Regions from separate parts of the Mus musculus genome. Here region 1 is linked to region 2. A link is a loop called in an ENCODE intact Hi-C map of the cell type or tissue named here. Cell type or tissue: heart. All regions are shown on one strand.

The links. Peaks named below come from ENCODE experiments on the same cell type or tissue, not always from the same donor. Only the 100,000 strongest peaks of a DNase experiment are listed, where the experiment ranks them.
Region 1: it touches region 2 in a loop (2.6-fold over the local background); 13 of 42 quality-filtered maps call a loop at or near these places.

The regions. Positions count from the first base shown.
Region 1 is chr2:30,166,820-30,174,819 of GRCm38, reverse strand. Endog (endonuclease G) reads right to left here and starts at 3,296. Exons shown (of 3, transcript NM_007931.1): 1 at 2,754-3,296; 2 at 1,869-1,978; 3 at 751-1,129. The coding sequence starts at 3,245. The coding sequence ends at 847. Spout1 (SPOUT domain containing methyltransferase 1) reads left to right here. Exons shown (of 12, transcript NM_172660.4): 12 at 635-1,373. The coding sequence ends at 727. It overlaps Gm31080 (a long non-coding RNA gene), which reads right to left. Exons shown (of 4, transcript XR_866091.1): 4 at 4,485-4,523. In heart, a CTCF peak has its summit at 7,919 (motif pointing left); DNase peaks (open chromatin) are centred at 909, 1,019, 3,019 and 3,379; H3K4me3 peaks cover 2,072 bases; H3K27ac peaks cover 1,371 bases.
Region 2 is chr2:30,282,171-30,290,170 of GRCm38, reverse strand. Dolk (dolichol kinase) reads left to right here and starts at 3,817. Exons shown (of 1, transcript NM_177648.3): 1 at 3,817-5,942. The coding sequence starts at 4,140. The coding sequence ends at 5,744. It overlaps Nup188 (nucleoporin 188), which reads right to left and starts at 3,755. Exons shown (of 44, transcript NM_198304.3): 1 at 3,701-3,755. The coding sequence starts at 3,732. In heart, no CTCF peak of the experiment used is centred here; DNase peaks (open chromatin) are centred at 3,810 and 4,740; H3K4me3 peaks cover 2,553 bases; H3K27ac peaks cover 1,846 bases.

The sequences.
Region 1 (8,000 bases), 120 kb after region 2:
ATCGGATCCCATGAGACTACAGGTGTCAATAGTTATGAACTGTTATGTGGATTCTGAGAATTGAACTCAAGACTTCCCGGAGAGCAGCCAGTACTCCTAACCCATCTCTCCAGCCCCAGCCTAAAGAGCTTTTCTGAAGCTGGGATCTTTACCACAGCCAACTAGTAGCAGGGACTGAACACAAGAGCAATTAAGAGTTGCAGTCCTGGCCCTGTGCCCTGTGGTAGCCCTGTGTTCTTAGGTTGAGGGACCCAGGTGATCTGTCTGTCTGTCCCTCTGCAGGGCTTCTTGCTTCCGCTTCCTTGGTTGTATCCTAGGTCCCTCTGGGTGTTGGGGGAAAGTGTGCCACAAGCTCTGAGCATCCACAGGATCTATGCACCCATCCTGGAGACTAGCATGGGATTCAGTGCCTGTGGATATTATGGGGGAGGCTCTGTTGCTGTCAGCCTCAGGGGCAGTGACTATGCAGACGGGCAGCCCCAGTCTCCCTGTCTCTGAAGTCTTGCCCATATCACTAATTACTGTTCCACCAGTATCCCTCCTGACCCTGAGGTAGGTCTCACATGGGGCCTGAAAACAAGCAGCTGGGAAGGCTGCCTGGCTTCCTGGTCCCAACCAACTTCTTTTCTTCCAGGAGGCCATACTCATCTCGCTGGCTGCTCTGCAGCCTGGTCTCACCCAGGTGGGATCGAGGCCCGCCTCCCCGCTTTCTGGACCCAGGATGTAGAGGAAGCAGCAGGACAGGAGGATCATGGGAGTAGAGATGGTCAAGTCTTCTCTCCAAAAATAACTGCCTTTAATGTGAGTCAGCCCATCTCCCCAGGGGCTCCAGTGAGTCCTCCACCATCACTTGCTGCCAGCAGTGATAGCCTTGAGGTTTCCAGCTCGAGCCAGAATATTGGGCACGAAGAGCAATCCCGAGGCCCGCTCGATGCTCTCGATGGGCACCAGGAACCGCTCCAGAGGGATGGTCTCATCCACGGGGGCATTGGGCATCACGTAGGAACGTAGCTCGATCTGCCCACCGGCTGCCTCCAGGATCAGCACCTTGAAGAAGTGTGTGGGCACTGCCACGTGGTTCTTCCCAATAACCTGGTACTTCACATAGGACTTCCCATCAGCCTCGGTCCTGTGGATAGACCCGGGCGCATGGCCAAGAGGCCTGGTTACATACAAGGTCACCTCTTCCAGGAAGCCTTCCTAACTTCCAACAAGCAAGAAGTTTGTGCTGGGCCTGGTGCCTCCTTGGGTCTGGGAACTATGTAAGGTGGGGACCAATGCTTAACCTCTGCTTTTCTGCCCAATACTGCTTCAGACAGAATGGGAGGCAATAAACGCAGCTAGAGGAATGAGCTCTCTAGACCCTGATGCTCACCTATGCTCACGTGACTGTAACCTGTCCCGTAGGCAGTACACCTAACAAGCACGAGTGGGAGGCCATGCTGGGGAACCCCAGCCCCAGCCTGGTGCTCGGGTGGCGTCACACCGCGCCACGCCAGATGGCCTGTAGTGGATGCCTGTAGCTTCTGGTTTCCGCAGCAGCCGCTGCCTCCTGCAGCCCGTGCTGCAGCCCGTGCTGCTGCTGCTGCTGCTGCTGCTGCTGCTGCTTTCTGTGCCCTCCCGAGGAGCTCAGCTCATTTGTCTGCCAGGAATCCTTAGCACGTCAGAGGCAAGGGTGACAGCCTCCCGTGCAGCCACGGGTTACAGGTGGTAAGGCAGGTCAGACGTGGGGAGCAAAGGCAGGTGTGGGGCCAGGCACCTGAGGGCACAGCAGAGTTCTAGGCCACCCAAAGGTCTCTGGCTACAGTGACACAGAAAGCCCAAGGTTGGAGAACAGGAGTCGGAGGCCCCGTCAGCTACAGGCTTACCTGGGCAGGAAAAGCGGCCCCGTGCAGACATAGACATTTTGGTAAGTTCGCGTCAAGCTGCGGCTGTACCTCTCAAGGTTGTTCCAGGCATTCTGGTTGAGGTGTGGCACCTGGTGGGAGAAGCGAGGCTCAGGAGCACACCTCGGACCTTCCATTAGGCATGCCCCAGCTCTTAATGTCAATGCCCAAACATTTGAAGGACAAGGGCTCAAAGAAGGGCTCCCTCCTTACGGCTCTGTGACTACAGTTTTTGAGCCAGTGCTAGCCACACTCCATTCCTGGCACTCCAATGCTCTAAGCTTTCCCCATCTCAAGGGAAGGAGGAAGGAGGGGACATTAGTCATTCAGAGACCCCCAAGGTCTCTTGGAACTCCCAAACCTTAGGTCAAGCTCTAAAGGCACGGGGACTGGACAGTGCTGGTGTGCACCTTTAATCCCAGCACTCAGGAGGCAGAGGCAGGCAGATCTCTTGAGTTCCTGGGCAGCCTGGAAAATCGAGCAACAAAAGGTGTGGGGTGGGATATGGTCTCCTGTCCATCTCCATCCACTGGGTGGATGTCCCAGGAACCTACTTCACAATCAAGACCCTGCTGGGAGCAGGTGCAGTGCTAACAGTGTGCCCTGGAGGCCTGACTGGCCCTAGGCCAGCAGGGTAGACTGAGGAGTCAAGCTCCCGGGTTCCCTGAGGAAGCACACTGGGTGGCTTGCTGACAGGCATTGCTGCAGCCCGTCACTACTTGGTGCACTGCTTCCCACGGGAGGCTGAAGAAGGATAAACCCCGGATTCTGCAGTGCCACTGTAAGATTCCTCCCTCCCGCCACGGTGCACGTGTAAAGTAAGATCTAGACGCTGCAGTCGGGCGGGCGACCAGGGTCCGAGACTACCTGAGGCGCTACGTTGCTCAGGTAGAAGGTGTCGTCCATGGCCCGCTGACTCCAGCGGTGGTTGGCGGCGGCGGCCAAATGGCCGCGGTCAAAGCCACTGCCGCGGTAGTCCGCATTGGTGGCGCGGTGGTACGCGTGCACAGAGTCATCCTCGCGGAAGTCGCAGGCGCTACGGTCCCCGTCGCCACGGAGCCGCTCTGGCCTCAGCTGCTCCAACACCCAGAGCGCACCGCGCGTGCGCGGGTCGTAGCTAAGCACGTAGGACTCGCGGCTCCGGAGCTGCGCCACGCCGGGCAGCCCGTACTTGGCCAGTTCCCCGGTGCCGCCCGCCGGTCCCCCCGGCAGCGCGGGAAGATCGGCCGCGACCACCGGCAACAATGGCACTCGGCCCAGCAGCCCCGGCGCTTTGCCCTCCCGCCGCCGCCAATGCTCTGCCGCGGCGCCCAGCCCCGCGCCCAGCGCTAGGGTCAGGCCGGCCCGCAGCGCGCGCATGCCTACCGGAGGACAAGGACGCTACTGATGTTAGCACAGAGTGAAGGAGCCTGTGCTGGCGTGGCCCCCGACGCCCTTCAGCTGCCCTTTTAAGACGTAGCTGGGTCCTGGTGCCGCCCTACTCGCTTGCCATTGGTCGTTCCACGTCGGGCTCCGCCTCGCCATGTACACCTCACATGGCCCTGCTTTTAAACAGGACAGAACCCCAGATCTGTCAGACCCCTCAGGTGCACCCACCCTCCTGCCACCAAACGAGCGAAGGATTTCTCTAGATTGATTAACAGAAGAATGCAGGTGTAGCTATTGATAGCCGCCTGGAACCTAAGCTTGCTATATAAGGTTAGAGAAAATAGCTATGCTAGGGTCATACTTTTCAACCCACTTAAAGGGTTTGGCCTGGGAAGTATGTTGTGTTGGCCAATGTTTCCTGTCCGTAGGTCAGGGGCTGGCTAAAGATATTTCCTACATTTCAGATGGAATAGTATTTAACTTATGAATATTTTAAGACATCAACTTCCTTACAACCTATTAAGACGGAGGAAGACCGATACATAAAAACTGAAGAAAATAGGGCTGAGAGTGTACAGTCAGAGCCACACTCATTAGCATGGGACAAAACCAATTATACATTAAAAGATAATTGGGGGATGGCTGGGGGGATGGCTGAGGGGTTAAGAGCTCTTCCAGAGGTCCTGAGTTCAGTTCCTAGCAACCACGTGATGGTTCACAACCATCTGTAATGGGATCAGATGCCCTCTTCTGGTGTGTCTGAAGACAGTGTATTCATATCCATAGAATAATTCTTTTTGTAAAAGGATTTATTTATATATTACATATACAATGTTCTGCCTGCACGATACCTGCAGTCCAGAAAAGGGCACCAGACTTCATTATGGATGGTTATGAGCCACCATGTGGTTGCTGGGAATTGAACTCAGGACCTCTGGAAGAATAGCCAGTGCTCTTAACATCTGAACCATCTCTCTAGCCTGAATAATAATTTTTTTTCTTTTAAGATACATTGGGAAATAGGGCATCTGCAGGTGTTGATGGGTAAGAAGGCAATGGAGGGAAATCATACAAATACCGTGTACATGTGTGAACATGTTATGATGAAACTTGGGCTTGTTTGCTTGGTTGGATTTTTTTAGACAGGGTTTCTCTGTGTAGTCCTGGCTGGCCTGGAACTCACTCTGTAGACCAGGCTGGCCTCGAACTCAGAGATCCGCCTCCCTCTGCCTCCTAAGTGCTGGAATTTAAGGTGTATGTCACCACAGACTGTTGAAAAAATGAAAAAAAAAAGACAAAGTTGTAGACTGGAGACATGGTGCAGCAGTTCAGAGCACATGTTGGTCTAGCAATGGACCCAGGTTCAGTTCCCAGCACCTATATGGTGGCTCACAACCATCTGTAACACCAAAGGATTTGTAGGCAAACACCTATATAGACAACATAATTTTGTTTTGTTTTGTTTTTTAAAGATTTATTTATTTATTATATGTAAGTACATTGTAGCTGTCTTCAGACACTCCAGAAGAGGGAGTCAGATCTTGTTACAGATGGTTGTGAGCCACCATGTGGTTGCTGGGATTTGAACTCTGGACCTTCGGAAGAGCAGTCGGGTGCTCTTACCCACCTGAGCCATCTCACCAGCCCCATAATTTTGTTTTTTAAAGAGCATATTCAACTCTTGCAGAGAACCCAAGTTAAGTGACAGGCAGCTCACAATGTCCTATAGCTTCAGTTCTCGGGACCCATTATATTCTGAACTGTGCAGCCTCTGCAGTTCTAAGGTGAAGGATTCAGCTCAAGTGACCAGAATTTTGCTTGCTTTCTTTTCTTTTCTTTTCTTTTTTTTTCTTTTAAAAAGATTTATTTGTTTTATATATGTGAGTACACTGTCTTCAGACACACTGAAAAAGGGCATCAGATTCCATTACAGATGGTTGTGAGCCACCATGTGGTTGCTGGGAATTTAACTCAAGGCCTCTGGAAGAGAAGTCAGTGCTCTTAACCTCTGAGCCATCTCTAAAGCCTACAACTTTGGTTTCTCTAAAAACACTGTTATAGCCGGGCGGTGGCGGCACATGCCTTTAATCCCAGCACTCGGGAGGCAGAGACAGGCAGATTCCTGAGTTCCAGGCCAGCCTGGTCTACAAAGTGAGTTCCAGGACAGCCAGGGCTATACAGAGAAACCCTGTCTCAAAACAACAACAACAGCAAAAACAAAAAACAAAACAAAAAAACCAACCAACCAAAAAAAAAAAAAACAAAAAAACCACAGTTATATTTCGTGAACATGATTTTGTTTTAATCCCAAGTGTGGGATATGGGGCTGCTTCAGACTGTGCACAGCCGATAACTATGATTGTCTCATGCTCTAGGAGGGACAGCATTTTTGGCAGCTGCAGATAGTTTATGTTTGTAATTCTGGGGACTCTTGAAAGGGAATAAAGCTGAGAACCCTGAGAGGGCCTGTGATGGCTGTGGGCCCTGCTGCCACTGGTCCCTGCTGCTGCATTTGCTATTGGTCCATTGTTGCTATTGCTGTTTTGCTGGATTGCTGGTTGGAGATATCCTGAGGATGGATGTCAGATTCGCCTCATGGGCCGGGTGTGGTGGCTCACGCCTTTAATCCCAGCAATTAGGAGACAGAGGCAGACGGATTTCTGAGTTTGAGGCCAGCCTGGTCTACAAAGTGAGTTCCAGGACAGCCAGGGCTACACAGAGAAACCCTGTCTCAAAAAACTGAAAACAAACAAACAAACAGATCTGCCCCCATGGAACCCAATGCCCCTAATCAGCAGGAAGTAGTCTAAAGAGGCCTATGCCCACGGCAGTGCTTGGTCTGGTGCTGCTATGTATTCAGATGTCAAACACTGGACCTGAAGATCTGGTTGTAGTCTAGACAAGCGCAGGATCACAGCCACCAGACGATGTGTATGAACTTCGCTCACCTATCTTCTCTGACTGGTTAAATAAAAGTGGTGACAGCCAATCACTGGGGAGAATAGGTAGGCAGGGTTTTAGTTACCGGGCTGGACAAAAAAGATGGGGAGCAGAAGATATTCATTATATGTGATGGATCACGAACAGGTAGCTGAGGGGAATGTACACTGAGGACAGCCTTACCTCATCTGAGCGAGTGCTAAGCCAGCCACACCTCACACCATGGGCACAGGGCTCGACTCATGTCACTTTTCCAAAGGAGGGGAAGCCATCACATGCCACAAATAAGAGACAGAGGACAGGGGCTGGTTAGGTGGCTCAGTGGTTAAGAGCACTGACTGTTCTTCCAGAAGTCCTGAGTTCAATTCCCAGCAACCACATGGTGGCTCACAACCATCTGTAATGGGATCCGATGCCTTCTTCTAGTGTGTTTGAAGACAGCAAGGATGTGCTTGGGAGGCCAAATTGTTTAAGTTCAGACTGCATTTTAGAGAACCTGATCTAAGTTTGAACTCAGATAAACAGGCTGGTACCTAGCACTAGTTTCCAAGTTGCCACTCCCCTGCCCCCAACAAAACCCAAGCCTAGCTCCAGTCTCTAGACTAATCCCCAACAAGACCAGTGTCTCCAGGTTATTCCCCCAACAAACAACAAAGGTAACCCCCAGGTTACAAGCCCACCCCCTGCCTAACGACCACTGATGCAGTTGATGACAGGAATATAAATTTAGGATATGACTCCAGCACCAGCCATTTATGTTAAAAGTCACGGTAGCTTTCCAATTAGATGCTTGCACGCTTAACCCTCCCCTGCTCCCCACTTGCTGCTTATTATAAAGCCTTGACCTGATAGATATTCAGGGTTCACCACCACCACCAAAACCCTCTTGCATGAAAGTGGTGCACTGGATAGGGGTCGGGGGACTTCAAATAGAATGAAGACCCTGCTGTGAGATGCATCAGATCAGCTCCTGTCTTGTTTTGTTTTGTTTTGTTTTGTTTTGTTTTGTTTTGAGACAGGGTTTCTCTGTGTAGCCCTGGCTGTCCTGGAACTCACTCTGTAGACCAGGCTGGCCTCGAACTCAGAAATTCACCTGCCTCTGTCTCCCAAGTGCTGGGATTAAAGGCATGAGCCACCACGCCCGGCACCTGTCTTGTTTTTGTTAATCACATTCCCTGGCACTACATTTTGATGTGTTGGCTGAAAAGTTCCCCATGATACACAGGACTAGCAATCTGGAGGGGCAAAACCAGTCTAGGTATTTTTGTTTTTTATGTTTGTAATACCATGTTAAAGTTCCTGCTTTTTGCCTGTCTGAGAGCTGAATTTGTCTGAGCTTTCTGTGAAATCTGCCAAACAGAACAGAACAGAACAAGCTTGTGTAAAGGTAAATGTGAAACTCTTCCAGTCATGCTGAGATGATTTATTTGTGTGGAAACTGGTGGCTTGTGTTGCCATGGCAATTCTTCTAGGTTTGAGCCCTGCTAAGGAATCTGAGTGTCAGAAGCTTCCTATGAGGTCTGAGCAAGTGAGTACTTGCAAAGTGGCTCAAAAGCTTGTGATTTGTGTGGCGGCTAATTTGTCTAAATGTTAGAAGTTTTCTGTGAGATCTACAGAGTGGAATGAAAACTTGTGTAAAGATAAATGACTTATACTGCCATGGTAAGTTTTACAGGTCTCAGTAAACATCTGTGCAGTACTATGAGTTGTCATGTGTGAGAGCGCCACCTTCTGGTTGGCACTTGTTACTGCAAACTGTATTTTTCTGGTTTTGGTTGGTTTTGGTTCTGGTTGTGCCTTTCTCTG
Region 2 (8,000 bases):
AAGGATGCAGCTTCAAAGGTCAGATTCTTAAAAATATACTGACTGGGCCTGCAAGGTGGTGCAGCTCTTGCCGCAAAAGCCTTGCAAGCTTTTCTTAACCCCAGAGCACACAGACAGCTGACTTAGATGTGTCCCCTGGTCACCTGCCATGGTATCACACTCATGCTCCCTTACACAGAGACACACACTAATTTTTTTTTTTTAAAGATTTGTTTATTTATTATATGTAAGTACACGGTAGCTATCTTCAGGCACACCAGAAGAGGGCGTCAAATCTCATTACGGATGGCTGTGAGCCACCATGTGGTTGCTGGGATTTGAACTCAGGACCTTTGGAAGAGCAGTCAGTGCTCTTACCCGCTGAGCCATCTCCCCAGCCCGACACACACTAATTTTGTTTTTGTTTTTGTTTTTGTTTTTTTGATGGACTAACAAGATTACTCAATGGGTAAAGGTTACCCATTTGCTTACCACTAAGCCTGAAGAATTAAATCTCCAGGACCCCCCCACACAGTGAAAGGAAAAAACAAATTCTGGCAGGTTGTCCCTGACCTTCACATGCACTCCTTAGCAAACACACAACAACATACATACAATAAATACATAGGTGTAAAAATAAACAAACAGGGGCTGGAGAGATGGCTCAGCGGCGGTTAGGGGCTGACTGTTCTTCCAAAGGTCCTGAGTTCAAATCCCAGCAACCACATGGTGGCTCACAGCCATCTGTAGTGAGATCTGCCGCCCTCTTTTGGTGTGTCTGAAGACAGCTACAGTGTACTTACATATAACAATAAATAAATTTTAAAAAAACCATATAGATCATTAATCTAAAGTTCTAGGAAACAATATAGAACTTTATTTTATTTCTAAGAGGCAAAGGGCCAGCTTTGGCTCAGTGGACACAAATACTTGCTAATCCTACTCAAGCCTGGAGACCTGAACTCAACCCTTGAACCCACACTAAGATGAAAGGAGAGGCTGTGAGGTGGTGGTGCACACAGTTAACCCCAGCACTTGTGAGGCAGAGGCAGGCAGATCTCAGTGAGTTCAAGGCCAGCTCAGTCTACAGAGTGAGGTCCAAGATAGCCAACGCTACCCACAGAAACCCTGTCTTGAATCTTGAAAAACCAGAAACTATGGAAGGAGAGAACAGAATTTTGGGGGCTATTCTCTGACACACACACACACCATGGCAGAAAGAAAGAAAGAAAGAAAGAAAGAAAGAAAGAAAGAAAGAAAGAAAGAAAGAAAGAAAGGCAGGCGGGCGCGGGGGAGATGAGTGCTATTAAATAGGACCAGAAGCCAGGCAGTGGTGGTGCACACCTTTAATCCCAGCACTCGGGAGGCAGAGGCAGGTGGATTTCTGAGTTTCAGGCCAGCCTGGTCTATAGAGTGAGTTCCAGGACAGCCAGGGCTACACAGAGAAACCCTGTCTCGAAAAACCAAAAAAAAAAAAAAAAAAAAAAAAAAAAAAAAGAGGACCAGAGTTTGGTTCCCAGCACCCACATTTAGCAGCTCACAACTGCCTGTAACTCCAGTTCTAGAAAATCAACACCTTCTTCTGGCCTCTGTGGCCACAAGCACACCTGGTGCACATAAATTCTTGCTGACGCACACGCACATACATAAATAAAATAAAATTTAAAAATAAGTAAAGCATATTGGACACTGAACATCCCCCCCTTAGAGACATCCATCTGGGTGAAACTTTGGGGCGGGAGGGGCTACACTTGGCTGCTCGCAAAGAGAATCCAGGTTCAATTTCCAGCACCACAAGGTAACTTACAACCTTCTGTAACTCAGATCCAGGGCACTACACAAAGGTGATACACAGACAGACAGACAGACAGGAAAAATACTCATAGACATGGAAACAATAAATAAAATGTTCAAGAAAAAACATTTGAAAGACTTTTGGATGGAAAATAACCCTGAGCTACCTGAGTTATTCTCATGACTACAGTCTGTCTGAGAGGCAGTTATAGTCTACACAGAAACTAACGCTGCCACTGTCTACCTGTTCACCTGTGCACAAAGATGAAAAGGATTCCCATTTGGAAAAGTAGGAGCTCAAAATGGTCAGGTGACTTCTAAGACTAACCACAAAAAAGCACTAGGTACAAAAACCAGGATGGACGGTTTCTTGCCCCAGGTCTCAAGCTTTTCAAATACAGCCCTCTACTCCCAACTGCTAAGAAGCATGCTTTTCAGCACTAAAAGGCACTGTCCTGACAGAGCAAGGCAGCACCTAGAACCCTACTGCTAGGCGCCCGGGCCACAGGTTGTGACTCAATACTAGAGGGCTTGCCTAGCATTCCTGAGGCCCTGGGTTTGACCCCTAGGACCTCAAAACAAAAGTAAAATGAAAACCCTAGAGTCAGTTAAAGTCCTCCCTCAACGATGGGTTTGCTAAGTTCCACAGAAAGCTCAAAGCCTGCTGGCAAGCCAAAACTTTCCTTTCCTTTTGAAAAAATTCATTTTTTTACAGTTTTCATACAAGTATTTATCCATAGCTGTGGATACAAGGTCTGGCATGAAACAAACCGGCCCTTGCAAGGACCACACTTTATCCACAGGAAACTCCAAAGAAAATGTTACCCCTGGAAGGTGAAGAGGCTAATGGAGAGAAAGATCAGCAATGTGTGTGATAATTACATGTCTGTCTGGGCGTTTCAGGTTTCCACAGGAAACAAGACCAAATAAAACTGGCAGAGTCAATTCCAGGTGACTGACAGGGAATGTTTACATTTAAGGGGAGGAAGGGCAGTGAAGACCCTTTCTGATCTATAATGTGGATACATACAGAGGTCTGGTTAAGGCTTTAGAGCCTTCCATCTGAAGGCTCACGGGGATTATCTCGAGGGCTGACAAGGGGGGACTGCCTATGTATGAACTGGACTTCTGAGTCCTGTGGAACAGGAGGCGCCTCTCCTAGTCGTGAGAAATGAATGAGGTAAGGCCTGCACGGCACTTTCCCAGGGTCTGGCGCTAGTAAGCGCTCTTTAAAGGCAAGCAGGGCTCGAAATTCATGTCTGTAATTTCCGCACCAAGAAGGCAAAGGCAAGACAACAAGGAGTTCAAGGCCTGCCCGAGAGGCAAGAGACCTTACCTCAAAAAAGAAACAAACAAACAAACAAACAAACAAAAGCACTCTTTTAAGTGAGAACTGTATATTTGTTTCGGGGTAATTCATCTTGTGTCCGAAGCCTGGCACAAAACCCGGAATCGCATGGAAGATGAAGGCATGCCTGCTGATTGCATCAATATCGGCATTAGCCAAAAATAAAAGAAGGCGGGAACTAAGGATGCCCGCGGGAAGAAATCGCGGCGTGGGCAAGGCACACCCGAGGGGGAGCAGGGCGCAGGGACAGCAAGGAAGGGATCGCAGTGGGGTGGGTCTTCCAGGCGACCCCGAAATGTCCCGCAGTGCCTACAGGCAACGTGGTGGAGCAAGCGTGGGTGTATGGGGACTACCGGAGGCTCAGGGACCACGGAGAGAGAAGGGAGAGCGGCAGGCCCGCTCCAAAAGTGTCCTCAGCCCCGCGAGCGGGAACGGTTTGGACCTAACCGCCTCCCCGGCAAGTGTCCGTCCACCCAGCCGGGGCTCGTCTCTGCCACTGCGGCTGAGCCCCGGTCCCAACTCCCGCCCAGCTCCCAGCCCGCGCTTCACGGCCACCCCCTGCCGCGCCCCACTCCGCACCTCACACACGGCCCACCAGCGGCAGCCGCCATCTTCGCGCGCGCGGCCCAGCCCCGCCCCCATGCGCCGTACCCACGTGACTGGGATCCTCCAGCCTGGGGGCGTGGGCTTCCGCCACGTGATGGTGGGCGTGGTCAAGATGGGGCTGTCAAGATGGCGCTGCCCTGGTGCGAGGGGAGTCCGCGGTGGAGGCGGTGGAGACTGTGAGCGGTGAAGAGGGCAAACATCTGCTACACCGTAGGTTGACAGCGGAGGCGGGTGACTGGGCGCCGGCTCCCAGGCCTCAGAGTGGCCCGTGGTGGAACACCCTTTTGGAAGCTGGAGAAGGTTGCTGGCTGGGTGAAATTGCTGCCCCTCTGCTTGGCGGGTTGAGGGCCCCAGAGGCCAAGGCGTCCCTAGTCACCAAACTTCTTCTCCCAAGAGCGCCAGACCTAGAGACATGACCCGACAGTGCCCTCCCCAGGAGTCTGGGGCTGCGCTGAGCGGGTCGGTGCTGGCGGAGGCTGCAGTGGTGTTCGCCGTGGTGTTGAGCATCCACGCTGCAGTGTGGGACCGATACTCCTGGTGCGCGGTGGCCCTCGCGGTGCAGGCCTTCTACGTCCAGTACAAGTGGGACCGGCTGCTCCAGCAGGGCAATGCCGTTTTCCAGTTCCGGATGTCCGCGAACAGCGGCTTACTGCCGGCCTCCATGGTCATGCCTTTGCTTGGGCTAGTCATGAAGGAGCGCTGCCAGACTGCAGGGAACCCATACTTCGAGCGCTTCGGCATTGTGGTTGCAGCTACTGGCATGGCAGTGGCCCTCTTCTCCTCCGTGTTGGCACTGGGCATTACTCGCCCGGTGCCCACCAATACTTGTGCCATCTCTGGTTTGGCTGGAGGCGTTATCATTTATATTATGAGGCACTCGCTCAGTGTAGGCGAGGTGATCGAGGTCCTGGAAGTCCTGCTAATATTTGTTTATCTCAACATGATCCTGCTGTACCTGCTGCCCCGATGCTTCACTCCTGGGGAGGCACTGCTGGTATTGGGTGGCATTAGCTTCGTCCTTAACCAACTCATCAAGCGCTCTCTGACTGAAAGCCAGGGGGACCCAGTGGACTTCTTCCTGTTGGTGGTGGTGGTAGGGATGGTGCTCATGGGTGTCTTTTTCAGCACCCTCTTTGTCTTCATGGATTCAGGCACCTGGGCCTCTTCCATCTTCTTCCACCTCATGACCTGTGTGCTGGGCCTTGGTGTGGTTCTGCCCTGGCTGCACTGGCTCATTCGTAGGAACCCCCTGCTTTGGCTTCTTCAGTTCCTCTTCTACACTGAAACTCGCATCTACCTCCTTGCCTATTGGTCTTTGCTGGCCTCTGTGGCCTGCCTGGTGGTGCTGTACCAGAATGCTAAGCGGTCGTCTTCTGAGTCCAAGAAGCACAGGGCGCCTACCATTACAAGAAAGTATTTCCACTTCATTGTGGTAGCCACTTATATCCCGGGCATCATCTTTGACCGGCCACTGCTGTATGTGGCCGCCACTGTGTGCCTGGCAGTCTTCATCTTCCTGGAGTATGTGCGCTATTTCCGAATAAAGCCCTTGGGTCACACTCTGCGAAGCCTTCTGTCCCTCTTCCTGGATGAACGAGACAGTGGACCCCTTATCCTAACACACATCTACCTGCTTCTGGGCATGTCTCTTCCTATTTGGCTGATCCCCAGACCCTGTACACAGAAGGACAGCCTGGAAGGAGCAAGAGCCCTGGTCCCCTATGCTGGGGTCTTGGCTGTGGGTGTGGGTGATACTGTGGCCTCCATATTTGGCAGCACCATGGGAGAGATCCGCTGGCCTGGAACTAAGAAAACCTTCGAGGGGACTATGACATCTATATTTGCACAAATCATCTCTGTAGCTCTAATCTTAATCTTTGACAGTGGAGTAGACCTGAACTACAGTTATGCCTGGATTTTGGGGTCCATCAGCACTGTATCCCTTCTGGAAGCGTACACTACTCAGATAGACAATCTCCTGTTGCCTCTCTACCTACTGATATTGCTGATGGCCTAGTACCAGTAGCAGCTGTGATGGGGAAACAGGGAAATAGAATGAATGGTCCCCACAGCAGCTAGCCACCTGGACACCAAGAATCAAGAGATGGAAAGCAGATTTTGCTTCATCCAGGAAGATGAAGCCAGAAAGTTGTTTCAGACTTAAAATAAAGAAGCAAAGCTCTCCTGGTTTTATTTTTGCTGATATTTAAAATACAAAAAAAAAAAAAAAAAAAGGCTTAAAGGCATACACCAATTCAAGGAACTTGAATATGCTGCAGAGCCCCCATTTTAAAATCTGGGTAGAGCATGGCTAGAGTACACCCTGCAGGCATCAACAGAAAGCATAATGCTTAGGTGTTCATGTCAGACAAATCTGGTTAGAATCCTTGGCCATACAGATTAACTGTGTGGCCTTAAGAAAGTCTAAGCCTCATCTGGCAGTGGTGGTGCACGCCTTTAATCCCAGCACTTGGGAGGCAGAGGCAGGAAGATTTCTGAGTTTGAGGACAGCCTGGTCTACAGAGTGAGTTCCAGGATAGCCAGGGCTACACAGAGAAACCCTGTCTCAAAAAAGAGTCTAAGCCTCAATTGTTCTATCTGTAAGATGAGAATAATGTCAGCCTGACTGGATACTGGAAGTCTATTGAGAGGAAATGTGTAAAGTGTCTAAAGTATTCAGCCTGGGTGTCAGTGAGATGGCTCAGTGGGTAAAAGTACTTGCAAAACAAGGCTGAGGACCTGAGATCAGTACCTAGAACTCACACAAAGGTGAAAGGAGAGACCTGAGACTACAGGCTTGGTCTTTCAACATCCACATGGGCATATCGGCTCATGCACACCTCCACAGGTGTCACACCCACATATGCTAATAATAATAATAATTTTAAGTGTTCACACTGTGACCCACCCATGATGGGTCAGTATGAGAAAGTGTCATTATTACCCAAGAGTAATCTTGTCTCAGCAAAAAGCTAGCCAAGATAGGAGGAAGATAGCTGAGCGTACTTGGAAGCCAGAGTGACCTTTCCTCTCGTGGCCTCACTCAGAGGAAAAGCCCAAGAGGGAAAGAACTGAATGCACCAAGTGTTGCCTGCTTTGCCTAGGAAGAACAGAAGGGAGGCCATAGGTCAGCTTGTGTCCATAGAAAGGCTGAAGAAAGCTGGCCCCACCCTGCCTCTGCTACCCAGAGAGGAGTCAAAAATAGTTAGGATGAACCCAACAATCCTCACAATCCAGACCTGTCCAAACCTGTATTAATCTCTTCTGGTGCAGAGTACAGATCCATAAAGGCTGGGGACTTTCTGGAGAATTTGTAACAGTTCCATGTAGGTGTGGGTGCAAGCTGTCTAGTCCCATGCCTGAGTCTCCACATCTCCCAGGGTTCACACAGAGCCTGGCCCGGGGCAAGAACTTGGTAGACATTGACTAGACAAATGAACAGTTGCCATCCTGAGAAGATAACAGCAGGAAAGTAACAAGCCCTATCTTCACAGGCTCCCCTCTCTGTTTGAAAGGAGGTGGCCCAATGTAGGAGAAAGTTGCCCATCAGCTCCCTGTAAAACACTCTGCTGGGCTTTACAGTTGGTAGAGGGCTAGACCTGGGCTATAGAAGTGGTTGACCAACAAATGGGGACACAGATCTGTGCTAGGTCTCCTAAGTCAGTAAGAAAGGAGGGAGAGAGGGAGGTGACCGGCAGGCCTTCATTGACTTTGTTAAACAGTATGACAAGGCCCTAAGAAAGGAAGGCCCTGGCCTGAGATCCAGACCCAGAAAGACCAGAGCCTGGATTCCTAGCTCCAGGGTTCTTTCTCCTTTCCTAAAGAGGAGAAAGAGGTTGGAGGTTAGACACTCAGGCCTGGAGGGGACTGGGTATTTGTGTGACCTGAGCAGGTCACTTGTCCTTTGCTGGTCTCTAGTCCTGGATGCATACACATTGCAGAGACCCTTTCCTTGTAAGGACTGGGAGATAAAGCTGAGCGGTGAGTTCAACAGAACGTTGCTCACTATTGTTATGTGTCACCACACCAAGCACAGTGGAGTGCCCTTGATGGCTTTCTGCAGGGCTTTAGTGAGAGAATGATGGATAGAGAAAGTCATTTTGTGAGCCAAAGAGGCCTCAGCAGTTAAGAACACTGGCTGCTCTTACAGACAAGTGCTCAGTTCCCAGCAGGCACCAGGCAGCTCACACCACCTGCAACTCCAGCTCTAGGGGATCCAAAGCCCTCTTCTGACCTTCACAGGCACTGCAAACATGTGGTGCAGACATATATA